Regions from separate parts of the Homo sapiens genome. Here region 1 is linked to region 2. Evidence: chromatin loops called from intact Hi-C (ENCODE). Cell type or tissue: dorsolateral prefrontal cortex. All regions are shown on one strand. Each heading gives the region's core, and the rest is flanking DNA. Links, peaks and the distances in the headings are about the cores only.

What was found. Hi-C counts contacts between places; a loop is a spot of excess contacts. Peaks named below come from ENCODE experiments on the same cell type or tissue, not always from the same donor. Only the 100,000 strongest peaks of a DNase experiment are listed, where the experiment ranks them.
Region 1: a loop joins it to region 2, with 2.1 times the contacts of the local background. A loop is called at or near these places in 93 of 110 quality-filtered maps.

The regions. Positions count from the first base shown.
Region 1 is chr9:35,959,214-35,968,035 of GRCh38, forward strand. No RefSeq gene overlaps it. Among named protein-coding and RNA genes, the nearest start is that of OR2S2, 5.5 kb to the left of the region's middle. In dorsolateral prefrontal cortex, for the core only: no CTCF peak of the experiment used is centred there; a DNase peak (open chromatin) is centred at 3,512.
Region 2 is chr9:36,018,758-36,027,579 of GRCh38, forward strand. It overlaps the pseudogene OR2AM1P. Among named protein-coding and RNA genes, the nearest start is that of RECK, 14 kb to the right of the region's middle. In dorsolateral prefrontal cortex, for the core only: CTCF peaks have their summits at 4,865 (motif pointing left) and 5,067; a DNase peak (open chromatin) is centred at 4,844.

The DNA of each region.
Region 1 (8,822 bases), core at 216-8,215, 60 kb before region 2:
AGATAATATTTTGATAGCTCCTTCTTAATGACAGTGGCTCTATGAGTGTGTATAAGAGTGGGTGGATGATGGAAGATGAGTGGTTAATATTAATATTAGTGAGAATATTAGGGATTCTCACTAATATTAAGGAATATAAGCTGTGCCATATTTCTTGAAACAGCTCATGGAGAAGATATTATCATTCAGGTTTTACAGGTGAAGTAACTGGAGCTCAGAAGATAAATTTGCTCCTTGGGGTTGAATGGCAGAGCTGGAGTTGGATTCCAAGACCTAGTCCTGAGTTCTTTCACGAAACAGCTGCTTTTCTCTTTTGGTGCACAGCTTTGCAAAAGATTCTGTCCCTCCAATATTAGACAGATCTTATAGTCCTATTTATAATTTTCTCTGTGCTAATATTGCTATAGCATAATGATAAATTAAAAGGACAAAGTCAAACTTGTACACACTGTTATGATCTCAATTAGCTCTGTGTATTCTCTGGCCAGTCTCACTGTCTGTCCAACACTCTCTCTTCAGTCATGGGGGAGGGTTTATGTCAGATGTGTTGTCAGGCAGTGCACCTCCCACCCTAAATGGAACTCAGGGTTTCTCAAATTCTTTACGATTGACATTTTGTGCTGGATAACCCTTTGGTGTGAGGGCTGTCCTGTGCATTGTAGGATGTTTAGCAGAGTCTCTGACCTCCACCAATCAGTTGCCAATAGCACCTTCTACCCTGAGTTGTAACAATCAAAATGTTTCCAGACGCTGCCACATGCTTCCAGGGGAAAGGTGTGTGTGTTGGGGCGGGGGGGGGGGGGTTGGCGGGGGGGACGGTGCAAAATTATACCCAGAAGAGAACGATTGGTCTAACCCAGGAGAAGCTTCCCCCATTACACAACCATGGGTCTCAAGGTATTTCCTGTGCAATCCTATTCCCCTCTTCCCATCCCTTCATACAGCACAGAAGGGTGTTCCTGGTTGCTCAGTGCAAGCTGACCCCCTCTGAGTGCCCCACCCTGAACTTCCACCCCAGCTTATCTCCTGTTCCTCCTAGTGCACCTCTCACCCACTCCAGAAAATGAAGAAAAGCAAACATTATATTCAGTGCCACAAACCAGATTCAAGCAGATGCTGTGGTTGCAGAGGCCAAGGAAAGTGATTTCTGTTAGGGAAGCCACACTGCGCATTCCCACAAGATAAATCTATGCACACAGAAGTTTCTATCCATGAATAACATCCTGTGGGCATGAATGATGCGTGGGATTTGGCCTCCTTGAGAGCTGCCTCTGTGGAAGCCTCTGTCTGTTATGAAAAGTTGCTGAGTACATTTGTTTAATTGAAATGAACTGTACAGCTGGGAAGACTCTGCACTCTGAGATCAGAGCTAGTGGAACTACCCCTGCCTGGGTGATGGATATTCCATCAAGCTGGAGTAAGTCTCTTCTCCCCCCTAGGCCTCAGTTTCCCCATGTGCTCCATGAGAAGGCTGAATAATTGCTTCCCAGGGCATCCCAGCTCTGAGGGTTGTCGTGGACCCTCCAGTGCTGACCTCTGCAAGCAGGGAGCGGTCCTTGATGAAGGTGGCTGCCCACACTGATGAATGTGAGGGGTGTGTGTGTGTGTGTGTGTGTGTGTGTGTCTGTGTGAAGGGGAGATCTGAATTCCTGGTTGTCCATCAAGAAACATTCAACAGTTAGTAGAGCTATGTCAGGTTTTGGAAGGGATTCAGAATGAAAGCAAACAAAGAGGTCTGGCACCTGCAGCCCCATAAGAGGAGGGAGAGAAGCGGGGAGGTGGGAGGCAGCTAGGGAGAGCAAGGGGAAGAGGGGAAGCTTTGGGCTCAGTGGCCGCTTCCTGCAGGCATGGAGCCTTGGTTTGTCCCAGGGACCTGGCTTGGCTCATGGTCTTGTCTCTACCTGTTCTGGAGCCAGCAGGCAGATGAGAAGTAGGAGGCAACGTGGTGCTGTAAAAAGAGCGCCATACACTCTCATGCAGCCTTTCTGGAGGGAAATTTGCCTAGGAAAAGGAAAAATTCAAAAAACCTGCCTGCCCCTCACCTCAGCTGTTCTCCCTTCAGGAAATGTGTTAAAGAATCAGTGAGCATGGAGGCCAAGATCTCTCAATAAAGGTATTTATCACAGCAGTATTTGTGAATGAAAATAGAAAACAATACAGCTCTCCACCAATAAGTGCCTAAGTAAATCATGCTTTTCACATAATGGAATATTAGACAGACCTCATAGTCCTATTGGTAATTTTCTCCATGCTAATATTACTATAGCATAATGATAAATTAAAAGGGCAAGGTCAAACTTGCACACACTATTATGATCTCAATTAGGTAAGCAATCATGTGGATAGAAAGTGACTGGAGGCCGGGCGCAGTGGCTCACGCCTATAATCCCAGCACTTTGGGAGGCCGAGACAGGCAGATCGCTTGATGTCTGGATTTCAAGACCAGCCTGGTTAACATGGTGAAACCCCGACTCTACTAAAAATACAAAAAACGTTAGCAGGGCATAGTGGCATGTGCCTGTAATCCCAGCTACTTCGGGGGCTGAGGTGGGAGAATCATTTGAACCCGGGAGGCGGAGGTTGCAGTGAGCCGAGATCACGCCATCGCACTCCAGCTTGGATGACAGAGACTCCATCTCAAAAAAAAAAAAAAAAAAAAAAAAAAGCGACTGGAAAGAAAAGATAGCAAAATCCATAGGGGCAGAGCATTCCTCTCGGTACCTCTTCAGTGTTTCCCAAATTTTCTCTGAATACCATGGATACGAGTTATTTTGTATTCAGAAAAAATCTCAGCATTTCTCAGAGGCGGGTGAGAGAAACGGAAAGCGCTAGCCGCAGAGTGGGCTTAGAGACAGGGCTGGGTACAGGCCCACCTGCCTCTCGCCCCCTGACCCTGAGGGAGTCCGCTTTTCCTCTGAGCCTCCCTTCCTCGCCTGTGGAGTGGGATGGAAGCCCTGCCAGGCCCCCTCGGGGCTTGCGTAGGGACAGAGCAGCAAGGACAGGGAGGGGACTTGGTTCATGGGGTCCCCGGCGGGCACTGGGAGCCCAGCAGCTCCTCTCTGCCCCAGCAGCAGCTGCTGCTTAGGACCAGTGGCAGCTGGGAGGTTTCTGGAAGCAGAGGCGGGGCGAGGAGGAAAGCGCATCTGAGGCAAACGTCCTGCAAGAGGCATGTCCCCATCCCTGCCCCGCCCCATCCCTGCCCCCGCCCCAGCCCAGCTCTCCCCATCTGCTTCTTGCGCGATGGCCGCTTCTGAGTCTCCTGATTCCACACGCAATTCTCAGTTCCTCCCTGGATCCCTGGCTAGACACTGTGCCAGAGAAAGACCCCCGACATGCCCCTGCCTTACCTGGGAGACCCTCTTTCTTCTTTTTCCTCTTAAATCGTGTGGGCACTTTAGCCTTTGGTGGTGTTTCTCTCACTTCATTCCTTTCAGCTGTGCTGGCTAAATGCTGCTGTCCCAGCTCCAGACTCTTCATGAAGAGGATCTGGCTTCCTGGCCTGAGGCCCAGAAATCCCGAAGGTAGGTTTTCCCCAGCAGCCGAAGGAATCCTCGAGCCGCACCGTGTACTCTATGGGGCCCCTGACACATTAGTTACTCCAGGGCCCTGCTAATCCCACAAGTAATTTAAAGTTTGGAGTGCCACATGTGCACAGGGCACAGGTCGATGCATACCTGGGAGCTCCAGGGACCACACCCCATCCCAATTAGAGGTGGTGACAGGGGCCCAGCCACTGGACATGGAGAGGAGACCTCAAAAATGCTGGCTCCCCCCTGAGCTTTCCCTCAGGTGTCAGAGAAACAAAGATGGTGCTCGCTTCAGGGAAGAGCACCTTGTCCCCAGGTTGAAGTCCTAGAGATCCAGAATGGTTGACAAGACAGATGTCTTCCAACAGCAGCAGCAGCAGCAGCACAAGCTCCATCTATGGAGCGCTACCATGTGCCGGGCACACTGACAAACACCGTACATATACGGTATGCATGTGACGCATGTGTGTTGAGCACCTACTTTCAGTCGGCCCAGGAGATTCGTATGATCCCCCGATGTTTTCATTTGAGGGACAGCCTTCAAAAAGTTAAGCAATTTACCAATGATCACTAGTGAGTGGCAGAGCTGGGATTTCAGTCTCAATACACCTGATTCTCTTTTTCATCACTTGTAGTCATCATCATCATCATCACCACGACTGTCATAATTATTAGTAGGTATTACTTGACTTGGAACAAAATTAAGATGCAGAAGTGTATATATTAAAAATTAAGCCTCACTCTCCAATTACTCAGTCATTCTCTCTTGCGGCAAGCAATATTAGCAATTTCTTGTGTGATTTTTTTCCCTAGAGATATTCTATACTAATAAATATTTTTGAGACAAGCTAAGCAGAAATATACATTGTTTTACTATCTTCCTTTTCTCATTTAAAAATATACATTGGAGAGTTTTCCTGAAAAAAAAAATTGCTGCCTCATTCTTTTAAATGGCTACATACACTCCATTGTGTATGTTAAAGAATGGGTGTGCCATCCTTTAATTAGCCAGTCGGCTACCGGTGGTCTTTTTTTGGTTTTAGATGGAGTCTTGGTCTGTCACTCGGGTTGGAGTGCAGATCTTGGCTCACAGCAACTGCTGCCTTCTGGATTCAAGCGTTTCTCATGCCCCAGCCTACGAGTAGCTGGGATTACTGATGTGCACCACCACGCCGGCTAATTTTATTTTATTTTTATTTTTTGAGATGGAGTCTCACTCTATTGCCCAGGCTGGAGTGCAGTGGCACAATCTTGGCTCACTGCAACCTCCGCCTCCTGGGTTCCAGCAAGTCTCCCACCTCAGCCTCCCGAGTAGCTGGGATTACAGGCGTGTGCCACCACACATGGCTAATTTTTTTTATTTTTTAGTAGAGATGGGGTTTCACCATGTGGGCCAGGCTGGTCTTGAACCCCTGACCTCAAGTGATCCGCCCACCTCGGCCTCCCAAAGTGCTGGTATTACAGGCTGAGCCACTGCACCCAGCCACTGATGGCCATTGATTTTCCAACCTTGGGCTATTACTATCAATGCTACAACAAATACCATTGCATAGTCATAATTTAGCACATGTGGTGAAAATATATCTGTTTTATGCTCACTTGTAATTTTGATAGAGATTGTCAAATTCACACGTTCCTCTCATCAGTGAATGAGAATGTCTGTTTTTCCACACTCTGCCAACATAGTATGTTGGCCTTTGGGGCTTAGCCAATTTGATAGGTGAGAAGTTATATGGCATTATAGTATCTAAAACTTGGTACTTAAAATTTTTGGTATGTGTAATAATTTAAAATGTGAAATATAGCACACATGTACACATTAATATAAGAGTATATAAAACATATTTTTAATCTAGAGAATATTAGCAATTACCACCTAACTTAAGAGACAGACATTGCCAGTACCTTTGAGGCTCCCTCAGTATCCCTTTCTGATCCTAGTCCTCTTTCCCTCCTTCCAGAGATAACTACACTCCTGATTTTAGTTATAACCATTTCCTTGCTTTTCTTAAACTTTATCATCTATGTATGCATCCTTAAACAGTATCATTTAGGCTTGCCTCTTTCTAAACTCTGGATAAATGGTATCAGTCGTAGGTATTCTTTTTGACTTGTTTCTTCACTCAATATTATTATGTTTGTGAGATTCGTCTATGTTTATGAGCGTAGCTAAGTTTGTTAATTTACATTGTTAAAATCCATTAAATGAATGTAGCATAGCTTATGTATACATTCTACTTTGATGAATAATTGGGTTGCTTCCCAGTGAATGCTGCTATGAATATTTTGTACATTTCTCCTGGTATACATACATATTCCCGATTTTCCTAATTGAATTTACAACCCATCCTTTCTCCACCGATCTGCAATACCATCTCTGCCATGCATCAGGTCTCCTAACAGGAATGGATCTGTGTGTGGCGTTTCTAATCGTTTCCATTGGTTTACTTGTCTATTCCTGTGTCATCACTACACTGCCCTCATTGATTGCTTTATAGTATGTGTTCATTTCTCGTAGGGTACCTCCCTTCATCTCCACCCAATACTTCTTCAAATATGTCATAGCTGTTGTTAGTCCTTTTGTTCTTCTATATAAACTATACAACCAGCTTATTAAATTCTACAATATTTCTTTCTGTGGTTTAAAAATTGGGATAGGGCTGACTGCGGTGGCTCACGCCTGTAATCTCAGCAGTTTGGGAGGCCAAGGTGGGTGGATCACTTGATGTCAGGAGTTCGAGACCAGCCTGGCCAACATGGTGAACCCCCATCTCTACTAAAAATACAAAAATTAGCCAGGCATGGTGGCGTATGCCTGTAATCCCAGCTACTCGGGTGGCTGAGTCAGGAGAATCGCTTGAACCCAGGAGGTGGAGGCTGCAGTGAGCTGAGATCACGCCACTGCACTCCAACCTGGGCAACAGAGTGAGACTCTGTCTTTAAATAAATAAATAAATAAATAAATAAATAAATAAAATTGGGATAGCATTGACTCTATAGATCAAATTGAAGAGAACTAACATCTTTATAACATTGAGTTTTCCCACCTGTGATTGATAGACTGTTCTCTCTTTATTTTAATATTATTCAAAATTTTTTATAATTTATACTTCCATGCCTAAAGATCTTGGAGCTCTTTGCCAGGTTTACCCCTAGTTAATGTATATTTCTTGGTATCTTTAAAAAAATTTCATTTTCTCTTGCTGGAATGTAGAAATGCAGTAGATTTCTTTTTGCTGTTAATTTAGTGTCTAGTGACCTGGCTAAACTCTCTTTTCTTTTTTTTTTTTTTTAAATAAAATTTTTATTTTCTATTTCTTTTAAAATTTATTTTCATTTTTTAAAAATCTGTCCCCACAATCTATTCTCATAAACTGTTTTCAATTCTTATAATATGTCTGTAAATTATTTTAGATTTTCTCATAGGTCACAAGTAATATCATCTGTGAATAATGATGGTTGTTTTTCTTGCTTCAAAAATTTTAGACTTCTTGTCTCTTTTTCTTGCTTTGCTGCACAAGCTGGTTCCTTCAGTTCAATGCCGAATGAAAAGTGGCAATAGCAAACATCCTTACCTCATTCCCATCTCACAGAGAATACTTTCACTATTTTCACCATTTAGTATGATATTTGCCATAGATTTTCATAGATAACATTCAAAAGAATGTTCCCTTTTGTTCCTGGTTGGCTAAGAATATTTATTATGAGAAGGCATTGAATTATTGTTACCTGTTTTAAAAACCTCTAAACTTTGAAATAATTATAGATCCATAGAAAGTGGCAAAGATAGTACGAAGATGTCTCTTGTATCCTTCTGCTAGTTTCACCTGCTTGTTACACCTTACCTAAATACACAATATTCAATACGCAATAGCATACCAGGAAATTGACATTGGTGCAATGTGTATGTGTATAGTTCTATTTCATTTTATCACATGTGTGGATTCATACGACCACTAGCGCAATCAAGACATGGTACTATTCTATCACCACAAAGGTCTCCCCCATGCTATCCCTTTCTAGTCATCCCTACTCCCCTCCCTTCCCCATCTGTAACCCCTGGCAGCCACTAATTTGTTTTCTATCCCCACAATTTGGTCATTTGAGAATGTTATAGAAATGGAATCATATAGTTTGTAATCTTTTGATACTGACTTTTTCTCACTCAGTGTAATGCTGTGAGGTCTATTCATGTTGCTGCATGTATCAGTAGTTAATTTCTGTTTATTGCTGAGTAGTATTCTATGGCATGGATGTACCAAAGTTTGTTTATTCATTCACCCATTTTAGGACATTTTTGTTGTCCCAATTTTTGGTTATTGCAAATAAAGCTACTGTGAACAATTGTATAGTAGCTTTTTTTGTGCAGACATAAATGTTGATTTCCTGGGATAAATGCCAGAGTGTTATTTAGTTTAGTGTAATTGCTGAGTTATATGGTAAGCATATATTTAGTTTTTTAGGAACTGCCTGTTTTCCAGAGTAGGTGTGTCAATATACACCTCCCACTAATAACGTGTGAGAGATCTAGTTTCTCTGAATCCTTGCCAACTTCAGTGCTGTGAACATGTTTTATTCTACCTGTTTCAATAGGTGTGAAGTGATACCTTATGGTCTTAATTTGCGTTTGCATAAAAGTTAGTGATGTTGAACATCTTTTCATTGCTATTTGCCACTGTATATCCTGTTTGGACAAGATGTCTCTTCATGTATTTTGCCCATTTTCTAATTGAATTATTGTTATTGTTGTTTTATACTGTCAGATTTTGAAAGTTGTTTTGGTGACATCCAAATTTATCTTTTTTTCATGAATTTTGCTTTTTGTTGTTATGCCTAAGAACTCTCCACTATGCTGTATGTTTCAAGGTTTCTCTCCTATATTTTTTGCTAGAAGAGTTATAGTTTTACCCTTTAAATTTAAATCTGCGATCCATTGTGAGTTAATTTTTATTTGTTACCTGGGGTACAAGGTGACATTTCAATATCTGTATACAATGTACAATGATAAAACCAAGGTTTTTTTTTTTTTAGCATATCCATCACCTTGAACATTTAGCATTTCTTTGTGTTGGAAACATTCAAAATACCCTCTTTTGGTTATTTGAAAATATAGCATAAATTATTATTAACTACAGTTACCTTACAGGGCTAAAGAACACTAGAACTTATTCCTTCTCTCTAGCTATAATTTTGCATGCATTAGTCAAATTCTCCCTCCTCCACCACCCCCACTTCCCAGCCTCTAGTTATCACCACTCTATTTTCTACTTCTATGAGATCAACTTACTTCACTTC
Region 2 (8,822 bases), core at 200-8,199:
CGTTGCGCCATTGTAAGTTGAGGGGCATTTGTATTCCAGCTGAGCCTGGAGGACCGTGATCAAGGAAGTAGTAAGGCTGGTATGCTTTGCACAGGAATTGGCCTGATTAGTCCCTAAGGCTCCTTCCAAGCTTGGGCCTACCATTGTCTATGAGCGGAACAAAAGCCAGAATTGAAGAATGGCCTGTACGGTGGTGTGTTTTAGGAAACCCTGATTAAGCAGAGAGCATCCATCCTGTGACTGTTTCTGACTATTTTGCATGACCACTGAAAGAAAAACACTGGCAAACACTCCAAACATGAATACTTCCAAATCAAATTAATTAGGCTTAAGTGATCCCAAAATAGAAACATCCCTCATCTTTCTTCTTACAAGAGAATGAAGGTTTGAACCATGATTCAATTTGTGGAATAAACCATATGGCTTCCTTCCCAGGACGGAAGAGGAGCTGCTCAAGGGGAATCAAAACATCCAGCCCTGGGTCAGAGAGGAATCTGACCTTGGAGACATGGGGCCCAGACAGAGTCCCTACAGATCCTGACCTGACCTGTGTATGGAAGACGTCAGGGGCAGATGGATATTCATTCAGTCTTTTAGTCTGACCTTTACATTTAAAAGCAAAGAGGAAAACAGCCCTAGTTATAGGGCTGGGCCTCAGATCCAACTTAAAGGCTTACCAGTGGAATAAGAACATCTGCCCCCGTTCCTTAGACATATGTTTTGGATTTTATTGCACTTTCTCTCTTCATCTGAGGACAGATGTGATAGCTCTTTCCTTCTGAGGATGTTGTGAGAATGACAGTACATAAGGTGCCTAGTACATAATTTTTCATTTTTTTAATTTTTTTGAAACAAGGTCTTGCTGTCTCACCCATTCTGGAGTGCAGTGGTATGATCATGCCTCACTGCATCCTCAACATCCTGGGCTCAAGCAGTCCTCCCACCTCAGCCTCCCGAGTAGCTGTGGAACTGGCAAAAGGATCTAGTTGCTCACTGCTTGTGGAATGAAGTCAAAATAATAACGAGTTATGATACGGAAGAGCCATATTCCTTTATTATACATGCCAGCAAGGGGAAGAGTAGACAGCAAATTCCAGTCTTCAATTTGTGGAGGGAATGCAGGGGTTTTTGGTGGTGGTGGTGGTGGTGGTGGTTTTTTTTTTTTTTTTTTTTTTTTTTTTGAGACAGTCTCACTCTGTCACCCAGGCTGGAGTGCGGTGGCACGATCTCGCTCACTACAAGCTCCACCTCCTGGGTTCACGCCATTCTCCTGCCTCAGTCTCCCAAGTAGGTGGGATACAGGCACCTGCCACTGCACCTGCCTAATTTTTTTGTATTTTTAGTATAAACGGGGTTTCACTGTGTTAGCCAGGATGGTCTCAATCTCCTGACCTCGTGATCTGCCTGCCTCGGCCTCCCGAAGTGCTGGGATTACAGGCGTGAGCCACCGTGCCTGGCTGGGAATGCAAGGGTTTTTAAAGAAGGCATTTTGGAATGTGGAAAAGGCAAGTGGGGCTAGGAGATGCCAGGTGCTATGACAGTCCGATGGCTCATCTTGAATTATTGTTCCATTTGGTGAAGGGGCTGGTGCCATTGTGGATCCTACCAGGTTATAAATTAATCACAGTCAACCTTGTGTTCACTCTTCAGCTGAGAGTGGGTTCCAGCCCTGAGGTAACCTTTTGTTGGACAGAGAATTCTGGAGGTGTCTGGTCCCTATCAGGATCTGACCTCTGAAGCATCAAAGGAAGCATATGACCAGATAAGTGAGCATGGTGTGTGCTTAACAAGCATCTAGGTAAATAAATGTGCATAAGGCATGGGAGCACAGAATGGGAAAAGAAAGGGAGTGGAGGTTCACAGCCCATTCTGAGGCTGTATTTCAAGATGAAAGGTAACACATAAGCAGTCTGTCTCAAAGTTATATCTTGAGACTGGGGGTGGGAGGAGGAAGAAAGGGGAAAGGAAAAAGAGTTATAAAATGCATTTTGAGGCTTAGCTGCTAAGCTGCTTGATTATAGCTGGGACTACTGGTGCATGCCCCCAAACCCAGCTATTTTCTAAAAAAAAAAATTTTGTAGAGATGGGGTCTCATTGTGTTGCCCAAGCTGGTTTTGAACTCCTGAGCTCAAGCAATCCGCCTGCCTCAGCCTCCCAAAGTGCTGGGATTACAAAGGGGAGTCACCGCATCTGGCCTCCTAGTACAAAATTTATATTCAATTGATAATAGCTCCTACCACTGCTTCTACAGCTGCTGTTGCTGTTATAGCCCTTGCACTGATTTTTTAGCATGTCTGTCTTCTCCTAAATATTGAGCTCTTTAAAGTAGAAACTTTGATTTTCATCTCTGAGTACCCAGCACTGAGAATCAGGCCTGGCACAGAAGGTGTGCTCAGTAGCCATCTCTTGACTTGAGCCAAACGGCCACGGCACAGACACTGTGTGCTTGCACAGGTACAGGACAGTCTCACAGCTCCTTGCTGGAAGTGCTCCTGTAGCAACCTGGGAAGGGGTCAGATCACAAAGCAGAGCTCGGAGGAGATGGATTTCTACAGAGTTTGTATGGTTTTCAAGCACAGGGTAAAATAAAGCCAACTGCAAAACCTCTGGATTGTCAACAAGCTTATGATGACCCAGGATAAATCACATGTGAGCACCTAGAAATCCGAAAGAGAGATTTTTAGTTCCCTGAAAAAAGCAAGGGAAATCTCAGGACCAGCCTCAGAAGCAAGTCAGTGTCTTTCGTGAGAGCTGATGGGGAATGAGGAGGAGGGAAGTTCAGAGATAACTGAACTTCAACTTGGCCAAAACGTGCAGGAGGCCCCTTGCTATCCAGTCATAGAGGCTCACTGGTGAAGTGAAATTTACTTAAAGGTCAGTAAAAGTTTAAAGTCTTGGCACTGGAGTTACAGGGTACCTGGGACTGACTCCTGGCTGATATCACCAGAGCAGAGGAGTTCTTGGCCCATCTGCCCTAAGGGAAGGGAAGAGACTAAATGTCATCAGTCACCTGCCCTTCTATGGGGACATCATCAACCACTTGACCTGTGAGGTCCTGGCTGTCCTGAAGTTGGCCTGTGCTGACATCTCTATCAACATGATCAGGCAAAAGGCCTTCTCCACCTGCTCTGCCCACCTCACAGTTGTGGTCATCTTCTACAGGACCATCCTCTTCACGCATGGGAAGCCCAAGTCGAAGGACCCACTGGGGGCAGACAAGCAGGATTTTGCAGACAAACTCATCTCCCTCTCCTATGGAGTGGTCACCCCCATGCTGAACACCATCATCTACAGCCTGAGGAAAAAGGGTGTGAAGGCTGCTGTGAAGAACCTGGTATTTCAGAAACCCCTAACTGAATGACAGACTGTCAGAATCCCAGGTGGCCAGAACATATGATCTCTAAGCACCTCACTGTGCTCATGGGGAAATGATAACTCAGAGGAAAGAAGGGACTTTCCCAAGGTCCAGGCCATGAACCATGGGACTAGGACGAACAAGTAAACTGAGTGTCCCCTGTTGTGTCACAAGTAATGGAAGCTTCTATCAAAGGACCTAGAGGGAAAGTGCCCCCACATTTCTACTTTTAATTTCCCATTGCCCCATTTCCTTACCTATCTATTTTTAATTTTTTGGCCTTGAATACATTTTTGGGTTACCACAAATCCTTTCTGACATGAGAGTAGGCATAATTGCAACCAAAGAAACAAAGCAACAAAAAAGCAAACAAAAAACCCAAATGAACTAATGACAAGACATGGCAGTGGGGGTTGGGGTGGGGGCTGGCCGTCGGAGCCCCTCCGTGGACCTTAGCTGTTTCTCTCCCCTGCTAGAAGCTAGTTTTAGACTGCATGGCTTTGAGGTCCTTTCAAAGTTGACCTTCCAAGGCAGTGATTCTAGCCACAGGACCTTGAGTATTGTGGTGTATTAGGCCATTCTTGTACTGCTATAAAGAAATACCTGAGACTGGGTAATTTATAAAGAAAAGAAGTTTAACTGGCTCATGGTTCTGCAGACTATACAAACATGGCTCCAGCATCTGCTTAACTTCTGGGGAGGCCTCAGGGATCTTTTACTCATGGCAGAAGGTGAAGTGGGAGCAGGCACTTCACATGGCCAAAGCAGGAGTGAGTGAAAGAGAGAGAAAGATAAAGAGAGAGAAAGAGAGAGAGAGCAGGCAGGAGGTGCCACACTTTACAACAACTGAATCTTGGGAGAACTCACTATCACAAAGACAGCACCAAGCCATGAGGAATCTGCCCGTGATCCAAACACCTCCCACCAGGCCCCAGCTCCAGCACTGGGGATTACAATTCAATATGAGTTTTGGGTGAGGAAAGTATCCAAACTATATCATGTGGAAATACCACTGGCCATCCGAATTGAATTATTATAACAGCAGCTTCTAGCACTTCCAGAGAAAACAAGATAGCTGTTCAAAGAGCATCTGAGGGGAGGGAGTGGAGAGGCAGCCGCTCAGGTCAGCATAGACCACAGAGTGCTTTCAGCCCAGGCCAGGCAGCCTGACACCTGCCTTCCAAGTCCAGCCCTAACACTATTTCCCGCTGCTGAGCACTTGGCTAAGTCTCCTTCCTTCTCTGGGCCTTGATTTCTTTGTCTGTAAAATGAGAGCGTATAGCCCGTCCCTGTCACTAGCCAATACAACTGGGGACTGCCAGAGAGGGGGAACTCATGGCTCGCACCCCACCACCCGCCACTCTTTGATTAGGGGTCTCCTCTGGGGTCGCCCCTCCATTCATTCCCTCCACAGTTCGTGAGCAATTGTTCCTAACTTCCAGTGCCACTTACAGAATTGGGTGGCTGGTTGCAGCTCTAGCTACCTGTGCCTGCTGCAAACCTGCCACCTGGTGGACATTGCTGAAGCTGACAATTGAAATTTCTGCAAGCTCCTGAGATAGGTGCTTCTCAAACTTGAATGTTTTCATGAGTTATCTGAGAATGTGGATAAGGATTCGGTGAGTCTGAGGTAGGGTCTGACATTCTACATCTCTAACAGATTTCCAGGTAATGTCTATGCTGCTGAACTCTGCAGGCCACGCTTTGAGGAGCAAAGCCCTAGAAGATGTGGGACCAGGGCAGGAGGGCTGAAGGAAGAGGCAGGGTAGGAAGACGTCCTCGCGCAAGTCTCCTACTGTGAGCCAAGCCCTTGGGCATCAGCAAGCCTGTGAGGTGTTCATCAGCCCGGCAAATTCCCTCATAGCAAAAGCCTAAAATGTCAATGCTTTTAAGTCTCTGGGTTGCAGATTTCACTTAATTTTTGGCCTTTGAGTATCCCTTAGTTTCTGGAAAGCTCATCAGTACCTTTTAAAAAAATGTTTTTACATTTTATTCAGCATGCTCAGTTGTGTTTCACACTCAGCAAGACGAGAATACTCAGAGAATCTAATTGTTCATGCTGCCAGAAGAGATACCCTTGACCAGTGTGGTTTTATATTCCCAAAATCAAGTTGCCCATTTGCTCCCCCTATTCAATCAATAGTTTCATTAATTCATGGAGATGAACAAAGACTCCCTAGAATGAAACGTTTGTTTTTCTCTTAGAGTGTCAAATTAGACAATAATCTTAAAAATTAGGCTTTCTGGCCAGGCATGGTGGCTCACACCTGTAATCCCAGCATTTTGGGAGGCCAAGGCAGGAGGATCACCTGAGGCCAAGAGTTTCAGACCAGCCTGGGAAACATGGTGAGACCCCATCTCTACAAAAAAATTTAAAACTAGCTGGGTGTGACAGCACACACCTGTGGTCCCAGCTACTTGGAAGGCTGGGGCAGGACCACTTGAGCCCAGGAGTTCAAAGCTGCACAGAGTGAGCCTTGATTGCACCACTGCACTCCAGCCTGGGCAACAGAGTGAGACCTCATCTCAAAAAAATTAGGCTTTCTGAGAGAAAAGAGAGTTTTTAAAAATCCAGAATTTCTCTTTTATAGATTAAGAGCAAAATTGGGGGTTATCAGCAGTTTGGGTTTACCTTTATCTTTACTAAAAGGTATAGGCAAGAGAATTCACGATATAATAATTAAGGTTTCCAATGTCCTTAGGGAGAAATGGAGTGCTTTCTTAGCTAGAAGCTTGGTCAGATTGAAGAGGATAATCAGAAAAGATAGAACTAGTGTAAGATTCTATTGATTGGATAGGGAGGAATTTAACACCTTCTCCATCCTGGGCTGGTGCCCAAGCTAGAGGTTGTGGGTGATGTTGAGAAAATAAAACCTCTGATAGAAAGTCCATATTTGTTAAGGGCGAATCCATGAATATTTATGGTTCTTTACTTCTCCAGAATGACCAACATCTTATGGATGCTACAAGCCCAGAAGGACTGGGCCTGCAACAGACCACCAATTCCAAGACACTCTCAGCCCCGATGGCACATGAAAGGGGTCCAGAATTCCTGTCCCCATTAGAAGGATACAGGGGTGGTTGGACATATTATCTGATCATGTTGTCAGCAGGATCACCATGGTGAGTGATGAAGTGACCCCATTACTAAATCTTTCCATTTAATGGGTCAAGGCCATTGAATGGAAAGATTTAGAACAAATGGGAATATTAGCCACATCTTCAGGGGTCCATTGTATCAGCAGTGTCAAAGCAGGCCCAAGCCAGTTGGGCGTTGATGTTTCTGGAGCAACTGGATAGTCATACGGGGGAAGAAATGAACCTTGACCTTTACTTCACACCATTCACAAAACTTCATTTGAAATCAATCATAGACATAAATGCTTAAGCTAGAACTACGGAAAGTCTAGAAGAAAACACAGGAGAAAATCTTTGTGACCTCAGAATAGGCAAAAGTTTCTTAAGATGCAAAAAAGCATGAACCCTAAAGGAAATAAGTGCCAAATTGGACTTCACCAAAGTTTAAAACTTATGCTCTTCGGACAATACCATTAAGAAAATGAATGGGTAAGCAACAGATTGACAGACAATAGTTGCAATGCATATATCTGATAAAGGACTTGTATCCATAATATGTAAAGAACTCTCACAATGCAATAAGAAGGCAGTCCCCGAAAATGTGGGAAAGATTTGAACAGATGCTTCACAAAGGAGTTTCACAAAAGATTTATAGATGTCCAAGAAGCACATGAAAATTGTTCAACGTCATTAGTCACTATGGAAAATCAAATTAAAACCACAATGAGATTTCACCCTACACTCATTGGAATGTCTAAAATTTTAAAGACTGACAATACCAAGTGTTATGGAAGACATGTAGCAACTAGAACTCACATACATTGCTGATGAGAATGTAATATGGTACAATCCTTTGGAAAACAGCTACTGGTTTCTTATAAAGTTAAACATACACTTCCTTGTGACAATAGTTCAAGTCTTGAGTTTTGTATTTTCTTAGATTCTGCATTTGTCTATTTGACATCCGTTAATTTCAGGGCCAAACTAACAACCAAAGTTGTTTACATCTCCTCTGAGATCCAGAGCCTATACTCTGAACCACCTCCTTATCTAACTCACATACCAACCAATATTTCCCTGCCCTAAACCACCCAGGGCCATGTATCGGACAACCAGAGACCACCCTCATAGCCCAGAGCCCACATATTTTTCAATCCTATGCTGTCTACCCACCCCTGCCCTGCCTTTCCCAAGGAAACTGTAATAGAGTCTCTGGCCTAGGCTCTCCCCTCACTCTTGCTTCTGCCTCCTGAAAAAACCTTGGTGCTTCCCCACATGACCCCAGCATGGAATGGTGTGACCTCTCCTCTTGGGAAATGTAAATAATAAAAATCTTCTTTCAAAGGCATTGGCCTCTATGTATTTTCACTCGGTCATCTACATAAATTAAGATGACTCGAATACATCTTGAGACATGAGTGTTTACATAAAAGAAATAAAAATATACATCCATACAAAGACATGTACACAAATGCTCATAGAATCTTTATTCATAATAGCCCCACATTGAAAATAACCCAAATATTCATCAATAAGTCAAAAGATAAACAAATTGAGGTACATCCATACAATGAAATACTACCCAGCAGTAAAAAGGAACAAAATACCCAAAAAATGCTAAGACATAGGATTATCTCAGAAACATTATACTAAGTGAAAGAGGCCAGACACAAAAGAGTACATGGTGTATGATTGGAATTCTAGAAAAGTCATAGCTAATATATGGTGACAAAAATCATACCAGTTGTTGCCTGGAGCCTGGTGAGGTGCGGGGTTGATTGCAAGGGCATGAAGAAGCTTTGGGGAGTGGTGGGAATATTTTATATCTTGATTTTGTGATGGTAGTTACACAAGAGCATACATTTCTTAAGACTCATGGAACTGAATCTTAGAATGGGTACCTTTTTTTGTTTTTTGAAATGGAGTCTAGCTCTGTCACCCAGGCTGGAGTGCAGTGGCGTGATCTCAGCTCACTGCAAGCTCCGCCTCCTGGTTCCATTTTCCTGCCTCAGCCTCCTGAGTAGCTGGGACTACAGGCGCCCGCCACCACGCCCGGCTAATTTTTTGTATCTTTTAGTAGAGACGGGGTTTTACCGCGTTAGCCAGGATGGTCTCCAACTCCTGACGTCATGATCCTCCCCGCTCGGCCTCCCAAAGTGCGGGATTACAGGCGTGAGCCACCGTGCCCGGCCTAGAATGGGTACATTTTATTGTGTGCAAATTATACCTCAGTAAAGTCAATTTTTTTAAAAAAGAAGCAACTTCTTTCTTCAGTTCTCATTCTTATCTGAATTGTTATGTGTAATTTTTTAGCTGACTGAACTAGTAATTTTCTTTAGTTTATACACTGTCCCCACCCTAATTCTCATTTCAAATAGTTCTAAAATGT